3 separate regions of the Homo sapiens genome follow, and regions 2 and 3 are each linked to region 1. Evidence: chromatin contacts called from ENCODE Hi-C data. All regions are on one chromosome and are shown on one strand. Each heading gives the region's core, a stretch centred on a gene start or an enhancer-like site at or near the end of the contact. The rest is flanking DNA. Distances are from core to core; before and after follow the strand shown.

The links. Hi-C counts contacts between places; a loop is a spot of excess contacts on that map.
Region 2: a loop to region 1 is called in a map of GM12878, with 2.5 times the contacts of the local background. The contact joins the promoter of OR5W2 here to the promoter of OR5L1 in region 1. A Hi-C loop is called at or near these places in 1 of 168 maps with a recorded cell type or tissue (GM12878).
Region 3: a map of Caco-2 shows a loop between it and region 1 (2.4-fold over the local background). The contact joins the promoter of TRIM51 here to the promoter of OR5L1 in region 1. A Hi-C loop is called at or near these places in 1 of 168 maps with a recorded cell type or tissue (Caco-2).

Annotation. Positions count from the first base shown.
Region 1 is chr11:55,810,089-55,812,639 of GRCh38, forward strand. It overlaps OR5L1 (olfactory receptor family 5 subfamily L member 1), which reads left to right and starts at 1,279. Exons shown (of 1, transcript NM_001004738.2): 1 at 1,279-2,388. The coding sequence starts at 1,379. The coding sequence ends at 2,314.
Region 2 is chr11:55,913,311-55,915,861 of GRCh38, forward strand. OR5W2 (olfactory receptor family 5 subfamily W member 2) reads right to left here and starts at 1,272. Exons shown (of 1, transcript NM_001001960.1): 1 at 340-1,272. The coding sequence starts at 1,272. The coding sequence ends at 340.
Region 3 is chr11:55,882,028-55,884,578 of GRCh38, forward strand. It overlaps TRIM51 (tripartite motif-containing 51), which reads left to right and starts at 1,270. Exons shown (of 7, transcript NM_032681.4): 1 at 1,270-1,357.

The sequences.
Region 1 (2,551 bases), core at 29-2,528:
AATTTTTTTAAATTTTCAACCTGGCATTTAGCAATATGCATGCTGCATATCTTTGAAATCAGTTGAAGAATGGGAAAAATGTCTGGTTGTGTTGGTCTCTAGTCCAGATTTTTTTCTTGCAGGAGTGCTTGACTGGTGCTTCTACAATGATGTATGAACGTATCAAGGGTCAGGAAGAGAAAGAATGACAAGATTCTCACCCTCACTTTACGTTTGCTGTGTGTCAAAGGTCTAAAAAGTATGTGTCCCTAATTTTAAAAATTCCAACGTCTTTCCCCATTTCACTCACTAATAATGATGTTTTGGGAGAAGTAAGACAAGTTAACAGATTTTTTAAAATAAATATTTATGTTCATGGATGTTGTAAGGATTAAATATACGATTGTGTGTGGCATAAATATATGTATTTATATTATACATTATTATATACTATTTTTTCTCTACATTCTGGCTGTTTTTAAGTATTTTATCCCTTTTCACAGTCATTTATTGATATCATTAAGATGATTTAAAGTTATCCTTTATATGACTGCATGCTTTTATATTATATACACTACAAATGTGATCATCTTTCTCTTATTTGATATTTTATTTCTAAGTTTTAATATTACAAACAATACTGCAATGCAGCAGTGGGAAGTTTTCTTAGTAATTTCCCATGCACATCTTTGATCAGGTCTTCAAATAGATTGAAAGCAGTAAATTTATTTAAGACATAATTTTTTAAGACTGTGGAGTCATACTTACAGTAAGTTGTCCCCAAGAGTACCAATTCCCTAAACCATGGCTGACATTGAAAAATGTAATTAACCAAATCACCATACTAATTTTACAGAGAAAATACTAATACAGATTATAAAATGAGTTTCTTCATCTAAAATATATCAATAAAATGCAAACACTTGACTGCTAACATCTTAAATAAGTGTATTTCTCATCACTGTAATGAAAAATTCAGAGAGAGGTGCCGTAGATTCTAAACATTATTTTCTAGGATCCCAATATTTGGAGTTGGCTAAGAAAATGGGATTTGAATTTGAAAGAGTAAGGAGGCTAATTAAATAGTAAGTTGACCTCATTCCCAATGATTCAGTGAAAAGCTGTCAATTCTCAAAGACTAATTAAAAGAACAATATAAATTCATATATACGTTAATATTTTTGTTTGATCTTTGAATTAAACTAAGTTTATGCATTTGTGTTATACAAAGTTGAACTTTTTAAAATTTCACAAAAAGTTTTATTCTTTGCTGATAAGATAAACTATCCTACTTTTTCTGGTGTCTTTTTACAGGATACAGCCAAAACTAAAATTTAGACTATATAATGGAGAATAATTTTTAAGTTTCTTTTCCTCCAATCTCATATAAATTGGAGACATGGGCAAGGAAAACTGCACCACTGTGGCTGAGTTCATTCTCCTTGGACTATCAGATGTCCCTGAGTTGAGAGTCTGCCTCTTCCTGCTGTTCCTTCTCATCTATGGAGTCACGTTGTTAGCCAACCTGGGCATGATTGCACTGATTCAGGTCAGCTCTCGGCTCCACACCCCCATGTACTTTTTCCTCAGCCACTTGTCCTCTGTAGATTTCTGCTACTCCTCAATAATTGTGCCAAAAATGTTGGCTAATATCTTTAACAAGGACAAAGCCATCTCCTTCCTAGGGTGCATGGTGCAATTCTACTTGTTTTGCACTTGTGTGGTCACTGAGGTCTTCCTGCTGGCCGTGATGGCCTATGACCGCTTTGTGGCCATCTGTAACCCTTTGCTATACACAGTCACCATGTCTTGGAAGGTGCGTGTGGAGCTGGCTTCTTGCTGCTACTTCTGTGGGACGGTGTGTTCTCTGATTCATTTGTGCTTAGCTCTTAGGATCCCCTTCTATAGATCTAATGTGATTAACCACTTTTTCTGTGATCTACCTCCTGTCTTAAGTCTTGCTTGCTCTGATATCACTGTGAATGAGACACTGCTGTTCCTGGTGGCCACTTTGAATGAGAGTGTTACCATCATGATCATCCTCACCTCCTACCTGCTAATTCTCACCACCATCCTGAAGATGGGCTCTGCAGAGGGCAGGCACAAAGCCTTCTCCACCTGTGCTTCCCACCTCACAGCTATCACTGTCTTCCATGGAACAGTCCTTTCCATTTATTGCAGGCCCAGTTCAGGCAATAGTGGAGATGCTGACAAAGTGGCCACCGTGTTCTACACAGTCGTGATTCCTATGCTGAACTCTGTGATCTACAGCCTGAGAAATAAAGATGTGAAAGAAGCTCTCAGAAAAGTGATGGGCTCCAAAATTCACTCCTAGGGAAGATTTTATTAGCACAATTCAGGATTCCCAAGTAGTGGCAGGCGGGGGTTCACGGGAGAGGCACAGTGTTGGAGTACAGAGAAGAAGGAGCTCAGTAGTTATAAGCGAGTCTTTTTTGATTCACTTATCTTTGTGCTTCTTAAACTTTAAGGAGTAGGATTGAACATATTTCAAAATTTGCTGCCAACTTTTAAAAAATAAATACATAATGTTTAAATGGATATGAGCAATAGT
Region 2 (2,551 bases), core at 22-2,521, 100 kb after region 1:
TGGGCAATAGGGTCAGATTCCATCACAAAAAAAAAAAGAAAAGAAAAAAAGAAAAATTACTCTGAAATATATATTAAACAAATAAAAATTTGCCCCACTAACTCAAAGACTGGAGCATTTTTCAAATATAGAGAAATTACCTTACCTAAATTGAAAACACATTAAAAAAATAGCATATTTAGACAATTCCAGAGAATTGCTAGATTGTGGCTGAGTAAAATATGTATTATATTAAATTAGGGTATTTGAGACAACTTTATGTTATAATATATAATTTGAAGAAAACACCAGTATGAATATGCATTTTTGTGTGTATAAACATGTATTTTTACTATTTCCTTAAAATAAAATTTTATTTTTCAGTTTTTTCAGGGCCTCTTTCACATCCTTGTTCCTCAGGCTATAAATCAGGGGGTTCAACATGGGAACCACAAGGGTGTAAAACAATGAGGTCATTTTATCTTGATCTAGAGAATAGGAAGAACTTGGCCGGAAATACATAAAGAGCAGAGTTCCCTGGAAAATTGCAACCGCAGATAAGTGGGAAGTGCATGTAGAGAGAGCTTTGAACCTCCCCTCAGCAGAGTGTATCTCCAAGACTGATAGGATGATATAACAATAAGAAATGAAAACTCCTGAAATGGTACTCAGTTCAATAAAACCAAAGACGGTGAATAACACTAACTCATTGACCTGTGTATCTGAGCGAGAGAGTAATAAGAGAGGAGGGATATCACAGAAGAAATGATTAATCTCATTAGACCCACAGAAGCATAGGCGGAAGGCCAGTGTCATATGTATCAAAGCATCTGCTATTCCCACCAGATAAACCCCAGTCAAGAGTAGATAGCACACTCTGCTAGACATGTTGACTGTATAGAGCAGGGGGTTGATGATGGCCTTGTACCGATCAAAGGCCATCACTGACAGCAGTAGACACTCAGAATCTGCAAAGATACAGAAGACCAAGAATTGCAGAGCACAGCCATAGAAGGGTATTGACTTGTTCTTGGCAAGTAGATCTACCAGCATCTTGGGCCCAGTTGCAGTAGAATAGCAGAGATCACAGAAAGACAGATGACTGAGGAAGAAATACATTGGTGTGTGAAGTTGGTAATCCATTCTGATTAAAACTATCATTCCAAGATTTGCTGAGAAATTAATGATATAAACAGCCAAGAATACAGCAAATAGGGTCACTTTCATCTCTGGGTTATTGGTAATTCCCAAGAGAAAAAAATCAGTTAATGAGGAGCAATTTTCCCAGTCCATTCTTCCTTGTTCTTGTTTCAAACTGCTACAGAAATCATTACGAGAATGACAGTCTAGAACTTGACTTTCCAAGATATCAAAAAAAAAATTATCTGTAAAGTAGAACAAGATTTGTTTATGTAAATTATCTTCTTTACCCTCAAAAAGTATCCCAGGTGAGTGTCACTTTCAAAGAGGCATTATTACTGTATTAAAAAAAAAAAACCCTAAAAGTGTCTGCCAAAGGAAGTTGATCAACTTTGAATCTAAACTTACATGCAATTTCTGACATATATCATTTGTCTTTGCTTCTATTGTACAATCTAAGGCAGTCAATTTGATTAAACTGAAAGCTCAGTACAGATCCAAAAGGATGTGAAAGAAACACCATAGTTAGAGTCACAAGGGCCAGAACATACCGGACTAAGCATCTCATATATTTGACAAAAAAGGATCATATTTATTGCATTATTCAAGAAATATATACATTTTTCTACCACTGACAGTGATATTACATGTAAGTTAATAAGAGAAAATTATTATGGTACTGTTTTTGATGTGGTGTCGTTAGTGCTTACTGGAAAAGAAAAATGTTTTATTTAACTGTTACTCATCATCACTGGTTTGTCACAGCATTTATAATCCATTTGGATGACTTATCTGGTTCTAAAAAACAAAAGCCAAATGTAAGTGGTAAAAGAAGTGTGAACAACAGACTACTTATATTTGCTTATAATTGACTTTTTCATTAAAATCAAAATGTGAAGAACAATAAGTGTTTCTGAAATATATAGGCTTCTGTTGCTTGTGTTATATGTGCACTTACTCTTGTGTGTGTGTGTGTGCCTGTGTGTGTCTGTTATATGAAAATTGAAATGTGGGGTGGGTCTGATTGTTATTTCTTCTAGACTTAAATATTATGGCATGTACCTTAAGAACTTGAATTTTCATAAATTAATATCTGTAATGTGTTACCTCTATTATTATTTGAGTAAATCTAGAACCTATCTTAAATTTACATCTAAAATAATATCACAGGTACAGTGATTTTTTAAAGTAATGATTTACTTATGAAGGTTGATTAAAATATAAATGGGTGAAATCTATATTATCCTCTTACAATGACAAGTAAGGTCAGTCAAATTCACACAGATCCAATAAGAAAATATCATTGTTTGGCCATTAGATTCCAGAGGTGCTTCAACTGAGTAAGCATCTATAAAATCATTCATTTGTAAATTCCTTAATACATGATTTCTTATTTTTCCAAAATTTTTCCTCTGTCCTTTAAATTGATCAT
Region 3 (2,551 bases), core at 20-2,519, 72 kb after region 1:
AAAAAACATGATACAAGAATTGAAATGCAAACAATTAGTGGAGAAAGATATTCACCTGAACATATATAAAATAAAATGCAATACATGTGCATGATGAATACTTAAAATGTATTTTAAGTATTTTTCCAGATTCTTCCAGAGTGGCACAGAATAAACTTGGATGGCAGAGTCAATGATGAGATTAGCTGTGGAAATGGGAAACCGTTTTTTGGAGGCAGTAGTAATGCTGCGAACTTATGAAAACAACCAAGTATTCAGTAGCAATTAAAATGTGTCTCCATAAGATTATTTTACAGATGCGTATCTGAAATCTGAAATTTGGGAGAACATTCTACTAATGTTCTCCAGTGAAAAAATACAGCTGGAAGAAAGAAGGGAGGGAAGATGAAGGAGAGAGAAATAGAATGCATTTGAGAGAAAATGCTATTTAGACTAAAATAGAATACTGCAGATACCATGACAAAGTGGTTAAGGTGTGTCTTATGGAGCAGAAATGGCAGCAAATACCACAGTAAAGAGATTTACCATTGGATTGTTAGTTCCGGCTTTTATTCTGTCAATGTTGTGGCTTCTAAACACATCAGTAATCTCCTTTGATCCATGTGCTAATTAACAACCAACACTCTGCCCCCTCTCCCAGATTCTTTCATCATTTTAAACCTAATCTAATTCTAATCCGGATGGTCACTGTAACACATGTAATCACCTAAGAATTTTAAAAATATTTTTGATGAATAAATGAAAAATTAGCTAGGTGCAATGGCATAAACCTCTAGTCTTTTTTACTTTGAAAGCTGAAGTGGGAGGATTACTTGAGCCCTGGAATTCAAGGCTGCGGTGAGCTAAGACTGTGCCACTGCACTCCAGAGGGTGAAACTTTCTTTGGTATAAATAAATAAATGTGCACTTAGAGGAATGCTTGTGCCTTGGGAAGAAACTCAAGAAACAGTTTAATCAACTTAGTTAATTTCTAGCATATGTTTACTCTGATAAGATTGATGATAGATATGCCTCATTCAGGCAGTGGTTTTTACAATGATAGTGTGATGCTAATTTAATCAGTGATGAAAAGGCGTGTACTAAATATTGCATAAACCTAATCATCTCTGTCTCCACCTTTCTTAATACCCTAAATATCACTAAATAGGTGGTTGTGGTCTTCAAAGATTCACCTAAATGGATGTAGAAGAGACAAGCTCATATTTCTCCAGAGGAGGACAGCACTTAGAGTTAACTGCATTCAAGTGATGACCTCTGAAAGTCAACTCTGCAGGGAATGAGCTCCTGATCTTGGGGAGTACTTAAAAGAATTTTTTCTTGGAAGAATTACTGCAGGAAACATTCATAGAACCTTGGGGTGAGTGCAACTTCTATGGAGAAAATTATTTCTCTCTTCCTTTAAAATAGTAAATTACAGTGATAAAAATATCTAACTGTCTAAACTTACCGAATGATCTTATTTGTAACTCATATTATTGCTATTCATTTTATGACATGAGGTTATGACATGAGGTTATTGTTGTCATTTTGTGTGTTCCAAAAGTGTTTGATATATTTTTGAAAAATTTTAGATATCTAGTGTTTGCTGCAATAGATTTGTATGCATCATGGGTATATGGAATTCATATTAAAACATATATATGTGTACTGCATGTACTAATATTGGTACACTTAATTAAGTAAAAAAGGATAATTATTGAATACTGTAAATGTTGTGCTTTCATAACCTTAAGCTTTTAGACATGATTTTAAGTTACTGAGGCAATGATGAGTTAAAAATGGTGATACTAAAGGAAATAAGAATGCTCTCCAAAATACCCTAGCTTAGAAATCAAAACACGATTGTTTAGCAGATAACTGTATAAGGAATGATTTGATACTTGATACTAGCTGTCATTTTAATTGAGGTTTACCTCAGATGAAACTGTGAAAAATTCCTTGAAATGGCTCAGATGGCCTCTGAAAAATATTTGCAATTCTTAAATTTTCACTCTTGGCACTTAAATTCAGCAGTGTTTAGTAAAAGAGAGTAAGGTAAAGGACTTCAAACTGCCAAGGCAAAGATTACAGTTTGTATTGGTCAGGGTTCTCCAGAGACACAGAACCATAGGATGTGTACATAACTATAACTATATATATATATATATATATATATACACATACCAAAAATACTTACAATTGTGGTACAATTGCCTATCGTATACCATACAGGTTTGTAGCCTAGGAACAATATGCTATACTGTATACCATAGGTGTGGTTTGTGTAAGTATACCCTATGATGTTCAAACAATAACGAGACTGTCTAACGCGTCCCTCAGATCATATATCTGTCCTCACTCTACACATGACACTGTACAGGAGAGGAAGTCCACTAGGGGAATTTGTTCCCTTGATTATGGAGTCTGAGAAGTTGAACATAGGCTGTCATTAAGGTAGTGTCCTGGAGATACCAATATCCTGGCTGAGTTAGAATCAGCTTCAGGAGAAAGAGAGGAAACTGCCTTGTCTCTGCCCTTTATCTTCAGTCTGAGCTACCAGCTGATTGGATAG